Linked DNA regions of Mus musculus: region 1 is linked to region 2. Evidence: chromatin loops called from intact Hi-C (ENCODE). Cell type or tissue: heart. All regions are shown on one strand. Links, peaks and the distances in the headings refer to the core of each region. The heading gives the core; the rest is flanking DNA.

Region 1 (8,008 bases), core at 1,037-6,036, 160 kb before region 2:
GGAAAAAGTAGGATGGTGAGCGAGGCTCCACAGGCCCCTGAGATGCCTCCAAAGAGTCCTGATCTGCCATTCATGGTATTATATCTAAGATGGCTCCTGGAACACCAGAGAGAAAGCAAAGAGGAACCAGGCAGGGTGATGGCTGCTTCCCCATCTTCACAGATGTCCTAACAGGTGACAGTACTTCCTCCACCTTCTGAGGAACCTTACCAGACAGGGCTTTCATTAGAGCATGGTGATGGTGTGTCAAGTATTTAGGGGCATGGGATGGGTTCAAACACTGTATATAAGCTGATGTGCTGGTGAAGCTTAAATCTTCACCCTGATGCTGGTGACACTCTCCAGAACAGGATTCCCTGAGATTTGTCATTCGACTCTGTCACCTCTAACCCCCATCCTCTGTCCTGTAATTTTATTAAGCAGCAGTTTGCTCAATTTTGAGGCAGAAAGGCTTTACATTTTGTTTGTGCAAGTAAACAAGCACTACACTGATAAATTAATGCAAATAAAACACCTGTTGCTCTTGCTGAGGCCATGGGTTCAATTTCTAACACCCATGTGGTAGCTCACAACCATCCAATTCCAGGGAATCTGATGCTTTCCTCTGATATTTGTGGGTAACAGCTAAACATGCAAAACAATCACACTAAAACAAATCTTTAAAATAAAATTTCAAAATCCACCACCTTTAAACTTTATAAACCAGGGACACATAGACACCTAGGTATATAAGAATCATTATTATCAGAGAAACCAGGTTTGTGAGTTTATCAAACACACCAGACCAAGGAATTCTGCAATTCCTGGGCTATATGAATCAACAAGTATTAACAAATGTAGACTGTCTCCAGAATTGTTTATTTCTCTGTTGGACTTCCATTCATCTGGATCCATTGTGCCCTAAGTCAGCTTTGAGGCCTTGAACCAATGGTGGTTTGGCAGCTTTGTCACAGAACAGCTCTGGGATTGGGTTCTTTGTATTACTATTTTATCTATTATGATTCTCTTTTGCATTTGGATGAGCCTTAAGCCTGGTTGCCTTCAGTAAAGGTCCTTAGAGTTCTGTGTGCTAGCATTCCTTCTAGGCTCCACCCCAGCTATCTGGCAACAGCCTGGTATGCCCAACTCACTATTAAAAAGGCTGTTTGCCCCCTCCTCATTCTCTTATCTTCTTCTTCTCTGCCCCTTCTTCCTCTCTCCCCATGTCCCTCCCTCGCTCTCTCCACATGTTCCTGGATGGCCTCTTTCCCTCTCCTCTTTCTCTTCCATTCTCTTCCTCTACTCCCTCAACTCCCCTCTCCATGCCCTAAATAAACTCTATTCCATACTATATCCATATATATTATACTATAGCTGGTACCTCAGGGAGAAGGGATGACTCAGCATGGGCCCACAGAGGCACCCCCCTTCTACCTCACCATATAGATCCCTGGCCAAGAATATTCCTGGCTGGCTGGCTGGCTTTCTTTCTTTCTTCTTTCTTTTTTATAAAACACAACACTGGACGTTTTTTGTTTTTTTTCTTTTCTGTTGTGTAGCTCATTTTTGCTGTGTGACAAGTGTGACTTAGAGATTTAATATTAGCAATTAGGATTGCAGTGTAATAAAAGAACCTTGATTTGGGATAGATTTCAATTGGTCATAGATATAATCCCAGTACTCAAGAGGGCTGAGGCAGAATAACTACTTCAAGTTGGAAGCTAACCTGAGCTAAGCTATATAGTGCATTTTAGGCCAGCCTAGGCTAGAAGTATTTGAGATTGCCTCAAAAATCAAACCAACCAACCAACAACAACAAAAAAAAAATCAATTAACTTAGGTTATTTAGGTTGTGAGATTTGCACAACTGATGAAGTGCTTGCCACACAAGCACTAGGAACTGAGTTCCTAACCAGTGCTGGTGAAACAGACACAAGAGGATCCCTGGAGCTGGCTGGCTAGCCAGCCTAGCAGAATTTAAGAGCTCCAAATTCAGTGAGGGACACTGTCTCCCAAAATACAGTGGAGGATTACTGGGAAATGCCAACATCAATTTCTGGCCTCCACAGCATGCACACATATGCAACTGCATACTCACATAACTGCCTGCCTCTGCCTCTTGAGTGCTGGGATTAAGGGCATGCACCATGGCCTGGTCAAAACCTTTCATTAGAAAAATGACAGCTTCAATTTAGACATAAGGGAATGAAGAATCCAGTTTGATCTTTACCCCCAACTTGTGCTACAGTTACTTTATTTGAGATAAATTACAGAAAACTGTATCAAGATTGGGGAGGACTTTGCTATTGTTGAGGGTTTCCTTGAGGTTTCTTTGAACATTATTCATATTCAAGCCTCATTAGCTTGCTCTTTTTACAATGTTTTTAAGATTTTCAGCAATTTCCAAGAATGTAGAATGTTGGCTATAAAAAAACGTGTACACTATGTAACAATAATCTTTGTCTTCCTTTGGTCTCTGATATTTAAGCATTTTCAGGAGGAAAGTATGCCTGCTACCAGTTTTCCACTTCAAATGATAATTTACTTAGCATAAATGTTGGTTTGAAAAACACGTGGTATCACATATGGGACCCAAGGAATTTTTTCTTACAGTAACTAGATTTTAAACAAAGTTCTTTTCACAAAACAGTTTTCTTACCAAAATACTGAAACATGTATTGGGTTTTGTTTATGCCCTTCCCTCTCTTCTCAAAATGGGGGAACTTCTACTGATCTTTAAAATTGGACTCAAATGCCACTCCCTAGTGGAGGGCTGCTTTTTGAGATGAGATCTCACGTTAGCCCAGAAACACCTGGAACTCAATCTTTCAGCTTCTGCCACCCTTCGCAATCCCAAGACCAGAGGAGCGAGCAACTGCACTGAGGGGTTCTCAACAGGATTGTCTCAGATCAGCTCCTACAGCTCACTCACTAAGGGGAGTATGTTCTGTAGCAAGCATAAAGAGGATTATCCGTTCCTCTGTGGGTCTGAGTCCCGGGAGGGGAGAGTTTTGAGCGCCGGGGAGGTGACTTCCTCACTTTTCCATCTCTTTTAGAGCCTCCCATCAGGCACACGGTGGGTTCGGTGACACCGGAGTGCTACTTTGGCGAGCTTTTGCCCGCCAGAAACTCAACCCATTCAGCTGATTCTCCGCGTCCCAGAGGTGGCGCCACCGCAGGCGTGTCAGCTGGTGCACCGGTTCCCGCCAACAACAGAGGGTTTCAAACCAAGCAGAGCGTTGCAAACCAAGCGGCGGCCGCGGGGAAGCGGCGACCTCCGGACCACCGCCTGCCAACGCCTCGTGCTGCCCGTACCAGCTCGCGGACCCCGCGGAGGAAGGCGACCCGGGCGTTCGCCCTGCTGACAGAAACGCTCTCCTAGAAGAAGACTCCCAGGCACTGCTTTTACTGGCCCGGAGACGCCGTCCGGCTTTTGCCTAACGGTGACAGGAAGCGTGGAGTGAGGGTGTGCTCAGAGGTGTGGAGGTGGCCTGAGACTGCTCTTGGCTCACCGCGCAGAGAAGCGCTCGCGGGGAAGCTACGGGACAGCACTGCCAACCGAGACCGCGGAGACACTACTCAGGCTCTCAGTGCCCCGGTGACACGCCTACTGTGGGAGGAGCTCCGTCCTTCGCGCGAGAACTCGCTTCGCCTCACCTCTTCCTAATGCGAAGTCTCGCGAGAAGCAGCTAAGGAGCCGGCCTGCAACCTGCCGGGGCGGCTCTGGTAGGCGCAGCCGGTGGAGCGGCCGCCTCACACCTAGCACCGGAGGGGTCCGGTTCAGTGGGCGGAGGGAGCGGAGCGTCGCTCTCTCTTGGAGCTCTTCCCCAAGACCCTCGGTGGACGTCTCAGGGGCCAGCAGGTTGGAGCGGGCCGGGTGCGGGCGGCTGGGTTTGTAGTGGAAGCCGAGGGCGAGGCTAGCTGCTGTGAACCGGGCTCCGGGAGGCTGGCGGCGGCTCCAGGAGCGTGGGGCGCGGTGCTCGGGGCTGCCCGCTTGAGCACCGGGTCCGGAGAGGCGGGGAAGGGAGCTGCTTTTTGGGTTAGGAGTCTGGAGGCCTTTTCCCAGGGGAAAAAAAGCTATTTTCTCACACCTCCTTTCCAGGGCAGAGTAACCCAGTGCCCCGCCCCTTTCCTGTCATCTTTGGGTCACCGCGGCGACAAACCGAAGAAGGCGCATCACAATAGGGCGGTGAGTAAGGCTCCCAGTTTGGGGATAAGGTGGTGGGGGAGTTGCCCTTTGGATGGAGGATGAGACACCTGTGATGTGCTGCTGTGTGCTTTTATTCTGTAACCGTTTCAACGAGGGTAAAGCTTGGTTTCCCACTCTAACTTGCCCAGAAAAGGTTCAGATTTATTCTCTGTGAGTCACAAGCCCTCTGACACCCCTGATTTTGGGGTATGGGCTGGAGGGGACCTGAGATTTCACTTAGTTTGTCAATGTGGGTTAGTGTGCTGTGCCTAACCTCGGTCTTTCCCGGGTTCCCATGTCTTTTTTTTTTTTTTTTTTTTTTTATCTCTTTAAAATTTTGAGTCTTAGCCTCTTATTGGTATTTGGAGTCCACGACCAGGCTATAAAAAAGTTTTCCACTTTGTGCATTTAGTATAGGAAATTATTTTATAGCCATGTAAGAGTCTGCACGCTTTTTATTTCAGCTAACAATCTGAATGAAGCAGTACAGTGTATTGATTGGCAGTTGGGTTTCTTTCTGTTCTTGCCTGCCTCCCACTCTTCTCTTGCCCCACCAGCCCAATTTGATCCAAACTTTTTAGAGAGGGGTTTAGGGATGAATTTTGAATGAAATAGACTGTAGAAATTGGATGGAAAGATAAAATAAGACATGTGAATGTAAAGACTGAACAAGTTTCTGCGCTGGAGAGTCCATCTAGAACTCAACCGTGGGCATTGAACCAAGGACTGATGCTGAATATTAAGCAGAAAGCAGTAGAAAGTACTTGGAAAATTACTAAATGGGAGGTAAAGATGAGTTAATATAGTTTTCGAGGACAGTTAATTTTGGAGATTTTAGGCTTAATCGTTTTTTCTAACACAGAGGTTAGTACTCAGCGCTTATTCTTATGGGTTGAGAAAAGGTAAGAAGGAAGCTTCAGGAACATGAGGGTGGTTAGGACCCAGAGCAACGGAGTTCAGAAAGTTCTGCGAGATGTTTTGCTTGTTAGACATTTTTTCACACTATTCAAACTTCCAGGTAGGCTTTTTACCTCCTGTATTATCCTCCCACAAGTCTGAATTTTGTTCTGTTCTTCACAAAGACTTGTGTATTTTTTTAAACATTAAATGAAATCACAAAGAACTGTGGTCTGCTTTGTGACCATTTACATTTAAATGGTCTCATGGAGTGTACAACTGAACTGGAGATACTCTGTCTCTCAGAGAGATAAGAATGAGTAAGTTTCACATGCCTTCAGGTACTAGGCAGATAATGAGCATGTCAGTGCGCTAGAGAGCTTCTCTCCTCTGAGCCGTATTCAGTCCGTCTGATTAATTGTATGAATGTGCAGTCAGTTGTCAGCCTTCTTAAAAGAATATAGGAACTCTAGAATTTTAAGTGCGACTTCCTGATATTTGAAATATTGACAAGTAAAACAAAGATACCTTCATGTGACCCAGCCAAACCCAGTTGTATTTTAACATAAAAGTATTTTAGAGCTATGTTTTATGTCTTGGTTTAGGAAGCTGTATATAGGTCAGAATTAATTTTATAACTAGAAACAAGCTTAAGTCAACTATGTCAGTTTGGAATTACAAATTTTTAGAAAGACTGTGAAAAAATGTCAGCTCTTAATAAAATAGTTTAGTGCCCTTTAAATATAGGGCTACAGATTAAACAGATAATTTCTAAAGTAGTCTCTCATTGTCTGTCTACACTTTTGTTTTTTTTGTAGTTTATTGCTGGTTTGAAATCATTAAATGGAAAAAAAAATCTATAAATAAGAAGCACATAATTTTTAAATTGCATACTATTCCAAGTTCAATGATAAAATCGTGTTTCTCACACTACCCTGCCTGGAATGTAAACCACCCCTTTCTCCAGTGAATCTGACTAGGATATGCTCCCATCCATCTGCTACTTTAGTAGTAATTTGTTTATCAGACTGACTGATAATTTTACAGTGTGGTCAAGAACCCTTATTTTATTTAATGATGGCCCACAGTACAAAAGTAGTGCTGTTACTAATTCGTCTATGTCAACAAGAAGCCATAATATGCTGCTTGTATGTGAGAAAAGTGAACATCCCTAACTTTATAGGGAAAGAAAAAAATCATGCTAAAGTTGCTAAGATGTATACTCTAGTCACAGAAATGTTTTACTAGGGTATATTACAATTTTCCTATCTTACTGTTAATTATTGTTACTGTGCCTAACCAGTAAAGTTTCCCATAGATATGTATACATGAGAATTCATTTGGTACTTGTCACAGTTGCAAGCATATACTGATAACCTTGAAATATATACTTTAAGAGGGACTATATTAACATTTTACTACGGGAATAACTGAAGAAACTTTATTGATTTGTGCTTATTATTTGATTTATAAGTATCTTAAAAGAGTATATTAGTTTATTTAGAAGGTCTTTATTACACTTGTACCTAATATGTAAAATTAAGTCCAGGATACCCTCTATAGTCCATCTCAGGATTTGAATACTTAGTATTTGCTATACCTTACCACACTGTCCCTGGGTATTGACTTTTACCAGAGGACATATGGATCCCCTGGTGCGTGGGGAGAGTGTGAAGCTTGGGAATGGGATAAAGAAAGTGTGATGTGAAACAGACATTCTTGTGGTGCCTCTTCTTTACAGAAAGCATTGATTTAAATTGTTTTTTCTAGTAAGAAGAATGGGTACTTTGATTAAACTTTGTGTCATAGTATGACTTAGTGGCATTTGTGGAATTGAACCTTGTGGATTAAAATTCATTTACGCACTAGTAGGAAGTATTTTAATCACATAATCTGCTCAAGCTCTGTTGGGCTGTGAGGAATGGGAGTTTATAGGTCACTCAAGTCCCAAGAGGTCGATCTTGCAAAGTAAGAGTCTTTATCTTAGTGGTAAAGTCATGAGAGCCAGGTAAGGAACAGTTTCAAAAAGGAAGAAGGACTAGCTAAATACTCCTTTGTTACTGTGCAGTTGTACACACTGGACTGACTTCCACAACTGAGTTTATTATAAATTATAACTGTATGAAGTCTGCAAAGGATATTGTTTTTTAAGTCATGACTTTGGGGGGTGGGTCATATACTAGATTTTCTTATGTTTAATCCAGTCTTTTTAAGTTCAGCAAGGCTAATATCTCTTCATCAGTTCCCTGCTTCTCTCTAGAGCAAGAGGTGAAAAGAGAAGATGTGTTACATTTATAAAATACTCCTATCTGAGAGTTTTAAAACCATTTTTTATTTTGTTTATTATTTTCATTTATTACATCCTCACTGCTCTCCTGGCTCCTTGGCCCCAACCTACCCTCTCCTCCAGATCCACTCCTCCTCTGTTTCCCTTCAGAAAAGGACAGGGCTCCCAGGGATAGCAGCTGTACATAGAATATCAAGACAAGACTAGGAACATACCTCATATTAACCTGAATGAAGCAACCCAGTAGGAGGAAAAGGGTCCCAAAATGAGGCAAAAGAAAAAGAGTCAGAGACGGCCCCTGCTCCCACTGTTAAGAGTCCCACAAGAACACCAAGCTGTACAACCATAACATACAGAGGACCTAGGTTAGACCATACAGGCTCCCTGATTGTCAGTTCAGTTTCTGTGAGCTCCTAAACGCCCAGGTTAGGAAACTTTGTTTTAGGGATTTGTCATATATTTGTGTGGATTGTCTTGCTGTCGGGGGAGGGGAGTGGAACGTCGTTTTTTCCCCATGTTTCTATGGTAACTTATGAAGAAGGAAATGTTTGTTTGCAAGTAGCTTTCATCCCCCTTCCCCTTCCACTCTCTGAAGTTATTTTTCCAATGAGGATTAGAAGAAGGGGTTGAATGTACTTTCCTCAGTGCCTTTGGTT
Region 2 (8,008 bases), core at 1,228-6,227:
TAGAAAGTTTTTACAAGTCTGAAGAAATATACAGAAGGAAAGTAGGGAGAAAATCCTCAGCAGGAGAATGTTCAGCTCTAGGACAGTCTGGCATCCAGCAAGGAGATATCCAGACTCAGGGGCACCTAGTATGGGAAAAGCCTGGTGTACAAGAGGCTCACAATAGACCTGTTTCTTCCTATTCCCAAATCAAGACAAAAAGGTTCCACTGAGACTGGTGGGGTTTCTGAGGGCAGAGAGCACAAAGGATGTTCTAGTGACAGGAGCCTGGCAGAGGTGGGAGGGAGTGGCATCTGGCACTGAGGAGAGGCTTCCTGTGTGCTAGGCATTTGACATGCATCATGTCCTGTCATCCTCCAAGAGGCAGGCACTGTCACCGGCACCCAAGGAGCAGCAGGGAGGTCAGAGAAGCCGGGCACGTGTCCAAAGCCACAGGGCTCCAACCCAAGTCCAGCTCCTTCTTCCACCAGAACCCAGGGGCTCCTGCCTATTCGAGAGCAGTGGGAAAAGCAGTGTTTTCTGCCATCTGAGAAAAGGGGAAGGCACAGAGGGGAGACTGGACAGGGTGCTCTGAATGGGGAAAAAATGCCAAGGAGTGAAAGTCATAGCAGGTGGATGGAGGGGAGGAGAAAGGTTTAGGGTCCATCTGCCTGCGTCCCGTGATGAAGTGACAACAGAGAAGACTGACAGAAAAGAGCATGCTTGTGTCCCTGAGCTCCCCGATTAACCTCAAAAGTCTAGAAAGGGTTTTGTCTTTTCTATTTTCCCTGCAAACGCCTATATCAGATAGCACCACACCGAAGCCACCATCTGAAACTGCCATGCTGTCAGGGACAGGAGCTCTTTCATCTTCACATTCTCCTACCACAGTGGGGCGATGATGGAATCATAGAAAGAAAGAAAGCTCAGAGACAGAAAGCAGACTGTCCGATGCACACAGATAAAATCATTCATTTTTGCATGCTCATATGCAGAGCTATTAATATGGCCAGGTCTTTCCGTGGCGCTTATGCATACATGAGTCCCAGTGAGACTGGGGATGTGAAGGAATAAATCTGAAAACACGGCCACTTCCTTTTCCTGCCCCGTGGCATGTAAACCTCTTCTACAAATAGCAGTGATACGGGTGAATCGTCATCAATTATAAATCATTTGAAATGGATCCCTTTAAACACCATCTGTTGATCTACTTAACTGTCCCATGAAAAAAGGACTTTCACTCAATTGTTCTGACAGCTCCAGGAGGTAGATGCCTATCCTGATTCAAATTTATTCAATACTGGGAGGCATATAGAACCTAAGAGTGGTAGAAATCTTTGACATCCCTTAGATCAACTGTCTGACTTTTCATCAGAGGTGAACATAACCCAGAAAGGTGTAGTAATTTGCTCTTCGTAGCAAAGCCACCTGGTTCCAGTCAGGGCTAGAACCTAGTTTCATGCCTCCTAACTCCCAGGTTACCACTCTTCTACGCCTTATCAAAGCCTCTCCCATTTTAAGCAGCAGAGATTGGAACAAAGTACAAATTTAACTGCTGTTTTAACATCGTCATTATTCACTGGCAACATCTAAGATAGAACCAAAGTGCTGCTACAGATCCAGCTTCCGCTGATACACCCAATTTCAAATCTGCCTAGAAAATTTCTAACCCTTCTAAATATGTTCAACAACCCATTTTAAAAGACTTAGCAATAATATAAACCCAGGAACAAAGAATAAACTTAAGGATTACATTTTGTATTTAAAAATATATCTATATATATATTGGAACTTCACTGGTATGGGAATCAAATTTAACAGCAGCGAACCATCCTCCCCTCTTTCTTGCAAGCACAGGGAGCCTGAGATTATTCAAAACTGCTCAAGAGCAGCAATGATTATTTTAAGCTCATGATTCAACTAGTACATTAATTAGAAAATCCACCAACCCAAATTGACAGATCCTGGTATCAATGGGAACTTAAGAATAAAAATAATAGTTGTTAAGTAAAAATAGATTGAAAGAGGGCACAGCAGCAAATGTGAAAAGGAAAAATGACAAGCAAGAGCAGTAGGAAAAAAAGCATTTAATGATCAGTTTTCCTGGACATAAAAACAAAACCCACAACGAAGATCTTGGCAATACTGGTACTGTCAAAAAGTAATTGGTCGTGATTACAGTCTCTGATTTTTGGAAGTTAGGTGAGAAAACTTGATTAATGATTTCTTACTTTAAAAGTAGCAACTTAAGACAGGAGAGGAGCCAGATCTCAAGGGGTCAGAGGGTCAAAACTAGGCTAAATGTAGGGAAAGGACTGGAGAAGGTGCACCCCGAACAGGTAAGGGGCGATCATGTCAGCTTGGCCAGCGCAACTCTGACAGACACACACACCGGTGTCCAACGCACTCATTTCCGAACACAACCCGCTACGCGACCCCGGGGATGGCTTCCATGTGCGCCCCGAGTCTGCCTAAAATTCTATCTTTGACTTCTCCCTGCAAACCCGAGCACCCCAAGCTGTCTACACTGGGGTAATCTCCAGTGGAAACCTTCCTCTTCCCCGATTATCTGTCAAACCCGCATCGGAGTGAAGCCTCTGCTGCGCACTCCTTGGGTCTCTGACGCCTACCGGGCACAGGGCACAGTCCCCACGCCATCGGGTACCTACTCCCAGACCCAACGGGGAAGACACATCCTCCAGGACCACCCAGGTACCGGACAGCGCAGGCCCGACGGCTGTCCGTGGGCCTGGTCCAAGCCAGCCAGGGGATTCCCGGGGTCCGCGCCAGCCCCAAGACAGGCCATAGGGACGTACCAGTACGGACTCCCCGACTTGACGGAGACGCCCTCCCCGCCCCCACCCGGCTCCCGAGGGAGAAGTGTAGAAGGGTTGACCAGGCAAGCGCCGCATAGCATCGTTCTGCCCGCGTCCCGGCCATCTCCTCGGGGATCCAGAAGCTCCCGGGGATGTATCCCGGAGCTCTTCCCAGGTTCGGGTCATTGCTGCCACCCGGTACTGCTGTCTCTTTAAGAGGCCGCTGGCCGCCCCCTCCCGAGCCAGGTGGTGATGCCCGCGCGGGGAAGGTGGGCGCACCCGCTGACAGCGTCCCAGGGTCCCCCCAGTCCTCCCCCGCCCGCTGTGCAGCCCAGGCGGGGAAGATGGGGGTGCGCGGGAGCGGCGCCTTTAAGGGGCGCAGCCTCCCCGAGGCTAGGTGGGGGCTGGGAGCCGCACGGGCCCTTTAAGGCCGGCAGCGGGCACGTCGGGCAGGGCTCCCGGCGGCCCGGCTGCGCCGCGGGCGGGGGCGGTGCGCCCGCCCGGGAACTCGCGACCCCCGACGGGACGCCCCGAGACGGCTGCTGCCCGCAGCCATGCCGACACTCACCGTGGCTCGCTGCGAGCGCCCGCGCCCGCACCCGCACTCGGATCCCGCGGCGGCGGCGGCGGCAAGTCCGGCGCGGGTAAACAGGCACCTCCGTCCCTGACCTACTTTCTGCCTTCCCTAAATGTCGCACCACTAACCTACTTTCCGACCAATCCGCTCCCCGCCGGCCCAGGCCCGGCCCCCCGCCCACCAATCGCTGTGCCCAACCCCCCTTCCCCGCCCACCAATGGAGGAGCCGCGCAGCCCGGATACCTGCCTCTTCCCGTTAGCCAATCAGAGAGAGCGAACGGAGTTGTCTTGGCGGACAACCCAAACCAATTCGCGTTCTGCTCTGCGTTAGGCTAGCCAATCGAGTGACCGATAGGAAAGCCTCTGACCAATGGCAAGACGGCAGGGCTGGTTTACCTGCTACTTTCCCTTCACCAATCATTTGGCGCACAGAAGCACACGCCCCGAGGAGTGGACCAATTGGCACGCTCTGTGGATTTCTTGCCCCAGCCCTCGGTTTTCCCCCTCAGGTCTAAAGCTCGCTGAGGCCACTGCGTTGCGGACTCTGCGAGCTCGCCGTTGTCCCCTGCTCCTCAGCCGCGTCCCTGGCTAGTGACTGCCTCTCAGCTCTCCCTCCTCCTCCGTCCCCTTCCTGGCTCGCAGAACACTGAGAAAACGCCGCATCTCTTCGCCCATCCCTCTCCAGCTCCATCTAGGAAACCACATTTTAGGAACACAGAGTGACAGAACCTTCCTGAAACCCCTGGCTTGTCCTAGTCGGAACCACAGCGCTAATAGCTAGCGCATTTAGAAGACTTTTCCTTCCGACGACTAACCGGATCGCGCGTTCTTTTTTTTTTTTTTTTTTTTTTTCTCTTGACCTCCAAGCGTCCAGTGGAGCTGTCATTCCCGATCGGAAGAGAAGTCTCCCGGGGGTGGTGGCGTAGTCTGTAATTCCAACCCTCAAGAAGCTGAGGCAGGGGCATAATCGCGAGTACTGAGCTAGCCGGGGCCACAGGGTGAGACCTGAGCAAGATTCTATTACATGTTATGGACATGGCCCTAGCAAATGTACTTTGCAAAAGTATCAAAGGAGCGGGAAAGAAAGAAAAGTTGCAAAGTTGTTTGTTTGGGTGGTTAGTTGTTCTGTTGTAGCCCTAGCTATCCTGGAACTCCTGTAGATCATCAAGCTGGCTTTGAATCCAATTCACAGAGATCCGCCTGCTTTTGCCTCCCGAGGCACCACCTGCTCAGAGATTTATTTATTTATTTTTAAAGAAAGAGACAGAGAGAGGGGAGGAAGAGGAGGGAGGGAGAAATAGAGAGAGAGGGGGAGAGGGAAAGAAGTTGTCTTGTTTCTACCTTCAAACAACTGGCAAACCTTCTAAATGTTAAACTTCCTGATAGCAAGGCCACTTCGTCCTTTTTGAACCATGTGTGCTCCCTCCCCTTTAGCATGTGCTGGAGGGGCCTGGGTGGGGTGTTGGGGATAGGGCTGACACCCAGAAAGTACTCTGCAAATGTGGGCTGGATCCATGAACAAATGGGATCAAAACACTCGACTCACTTATGTGAAGTGGACCAGCTCGTGTGACTATAGAATGAATTCTAGACAGGCAGGTTCCTGGGACACAAGGCAGCATTTCAATGCTTATAAAGCCATGACCCATGTCCAGCCCTTTGCAAGGCACACAGCCTTGGTTGAAATGTGAATTGGCTTCAAGACCAAAGAACTTCATGGGTAACTTCCCACTTCCCCTGAGTTTCAAAGCAGATTTATTCTTTCTCTGTCCTGTTCTGTGAAGGAATCTCTCTGTGTAGATGGAACTTTAATACAGCATTAGAAAAGATATTACTTACAAGATGGAAATGTGGGCTGGATGCTGACCTAATTAAATGGACTAATAGCTAGCTAAGTACCAGTAACCTGAAGATGCTGGCTGATGCATCCCACAATATCTCTCTACCGTGTTGTGTGCCGGGCATGTGCTAAAAGCTTTCCCTCCTTTTTTTTCAACCCCTGTATCCTGACAACCACCCTGTGCAGAAAGCAGTTCTTACCCCATTCTACAAATAAAGTGTCAGTCATGTTCTAAATGTGGCTTCCACGCTAAAGGCTCACATCAGGCCAGTTACCAAAAAATGGTGCAAGGCTCTCAACTAGGCCCAGACTCAGGATTTTTACCCATGTCCTGAAAGAAAAACTAGGAACTTTGCATTCATTTTCCAGGTAACAGAAAGCCAACAGAGGAAGAGATACTACTTAACACCAGCCAAATTTGATAGGGAACAATGGGCTCCTTAATAGGGTCCCATCTTGGGAAGCCTGCTGTTCTTAGACAGGGTAGGGCAGAGGTGTCTGAACAGATGCATAAAAGAACAAGATGGGAGCCCTAAGTCACACACAACTCAGTCTCAGTCCACAGAGATTTGTGGCTGCCCAGAGAAAGAATGCTGTCTCCGGACAACCACTGAAAGTCTAAGAGAAAGCAACATGGGCTGTCTTGATCAGTACCCACATGGAGTTGCCTGTGACTGAGACTTGGCAAAGAAAAATTATCACTGTGCACAAGGAGAGAGATCAGGATGTAATGAGACTAGAAACTATGCCACATGAGGAAAGATGAAAGGAAACAGAAGTTTTTGCCCCGGGGAGTACAAGGTAGCTTTCTTCACATATTTGAAGAGCTGTCAAATAGAGGAGAAATTAGACTTACTCTTTGGGGCCCGGAAGGGATGGAAGGACAGGATGTGTGGGTGGAACCTCATTGGAATCAACAAAGAGAATTTTATAGTAACTCTAGCTGCCTCTGTCTTGATGATACATTGTCCTACTACAAAAAAGGTTCACCAAGGAATAGCTGGCCAAACCGGGGATGGGGGTGGGTTAAGACTCTAGCCCTCCATGTGCCTTGATTATCTTCTTTTTTATCTTGCTTTTTTCTACCACTAGTAGACAAAGGATGGCTTCTCCTTGTGCAAACCTGGTTTTTTTATGGTCAGTTATATTTTCCATAGTGCTTCTCTTTGTTAGAAACCCAAACCCGTTTATCTTCTACTGGCACCTACTTTGCCTTTTATTCTTTACCTTCCAGAACAATGAATTTATCAATTCTTTCAGAACAACTAAAAAGTCAAAGTAAGTACTCTCAATCTAAGTTTCCTGAGCATGAATAAAAATCACACAACCGGGCTGGTGAGATGGCTCAGTGGGTAAGAGCACCCGACTGCTCTTCCGAAGGTCCAGAGTTCAAATCCCAGCAACCACATGGTGGCTCACAACCATCTGTAACATGATCTGACTCCCTCTTCTGGTGTGTCTGAAGACAGCTACAGTGTACTTACATATAATAATAAATAAATCTTTAAAAAAAAATCACACAACCAAAGAAGGGATAAAGAAAGGAAAAGAGATTATTTAGTGAGCACCTGGGAGTGCCAAATTCTTTAAATATGTTTAACATAACCCTCATCCCAGAAGTTCATGTACCTTCTACGCTAGCTAATCTTGATTGTCAATTTGATGCACTTGGGAAGAAAGAGAGACTGGCAATTGGAAATTGCCTCCGTTAGACTGACAACGTTTTCTTGACTGCTAATTGATGTAGAAGTACTCAGCCTACTGTGGGTAGTATTTTCCTAACACAGATGGGTCTGGTCTGTATGGGAAAGGTAGTTGAGAAAGCTAGGAAGAGCAAGCCAGTAAGCAGCATTCCTCTGTGGCTTCTGCTTCAGTTGTGCATTCAGGTTTCTGTCTTGAGCTCCTGCCCTGGCTACCCTGGATAATGGACTTTAGTGGGTAAGGCAAACAAGCCCTTTCTCCCCCCCAACTGTTTTTGGTCATGGTGTTTATCATACCAACAGAAAAGCAAACTAGAATACCTACCTTCCAGATTTGCTGTCTGGACTCTGTAAATCAAACTGATTACCCTCTGGGTACTTCAGGCTTTTGCTCTGTGGAATGGGGATAATCTGTTATCTACTTTGGAGGGTTGATGAGAGGTAGGTGAGGTGATTTATGGGAGTCACTAGTGTAGTTCCTGGTGTACGGTAAAGATCTGATTATATTAGGCGTCACTACTGACCATATGGAATAGATGCTGTTATGGTTTTATTGGCGAAGTTGGGGAAGATGAGTAGTCTACTCTACAAATGGCCTCTAATGCAGTGGCCAGAGCCTTTCAAATTGCCGGGAAAGAGTTTTGTAAAAGTATAGAATACTGAGGCTCCATCTGGAAGAATCTAATCCAATCTGAGGTGGAATCAACTTTGGGATGGAATCATACTTGTTACAATAATGGAAGATCGAATTCTGAATTGAAGTACCCAACCTCAAATCCCAGGTCTGCTGGGATGACTGCAGAAGACCGTGCCAGGACCCAGAAGTCATATAAACATGAAAGTCAGAGAGTCTTGAGATGAGTGTGTTAAGTTTGTCTTGGGAAGACTGAATAGGATTGGGCTGCATCAATATTTACTGGGGTTGGAGAATGAGTCCAGTGTTATTCTAGAAGTCCCCTGTGTATCACCTCCACCAAGTCTCACAGCCCCCCACAGCAGGCCCTTCTATTCCCATCTTACAGATGCAGACAGATGTGGTTCTGAAACCACAGGATCTTTAGACAACTGGTCTCAAAGTTCAAGTTCTACTTAACTA

The links. A loop is a pair of places that touch in the nucleus more often than their neighbours do. Peaks named below come from ENCODE experiments on the same cell type or tissue, not always from the same donor. Only the 100,000 strongest peaks of a DNase experiment are listed, where the experiment ranks them.
Region 1: a loop joins it to region 2, with 2.3 times the contacts of the local background. A loop is called at or near these places in 1 of 42 quality-filtered maps.

Annotation. Positions count from the first base shown.
Region 1 is chr7:113,365,032-113,373,039 of GRCm38, reverse strand. It overlaps Btbd10 (BTB (POZ) domain containing 10), which reads left to right and starts at 3,701. Exons shown (of 11, transcript NM_133700.2): 1 at 3,701-3,841; 2 at 4,082-4,168. In heart, for the core only: a CTCF peak has its summit at 3,141; DNase peaks (open chromatin) are centred at 3,219 and 3,629; H3K4me3 peaks cover 1,930 bases; H3K27ac peaks cover 1,816 bases.
Region 2 is chr7:113,203,000-113,211,007 of GRCm38, reverse strand. It overlaps Arntl (aryl hydrocarbon receptor nuclear translocator-like), which reads right to left and starts at 3,543. Exons shown (of 20, transcript NM_007489.4): 1 at 3,364-3,543. In heart, for the core only: no CTCF peak of the experiment used is centred there; DNase peaks (open chromatin) are centred at 3,267 and 3,697; H3K4me3 peaks cover 2,557 bases; H3K27ac peaks cover 1,325 bases; H3K27me3 peaks cover 2,367 bases.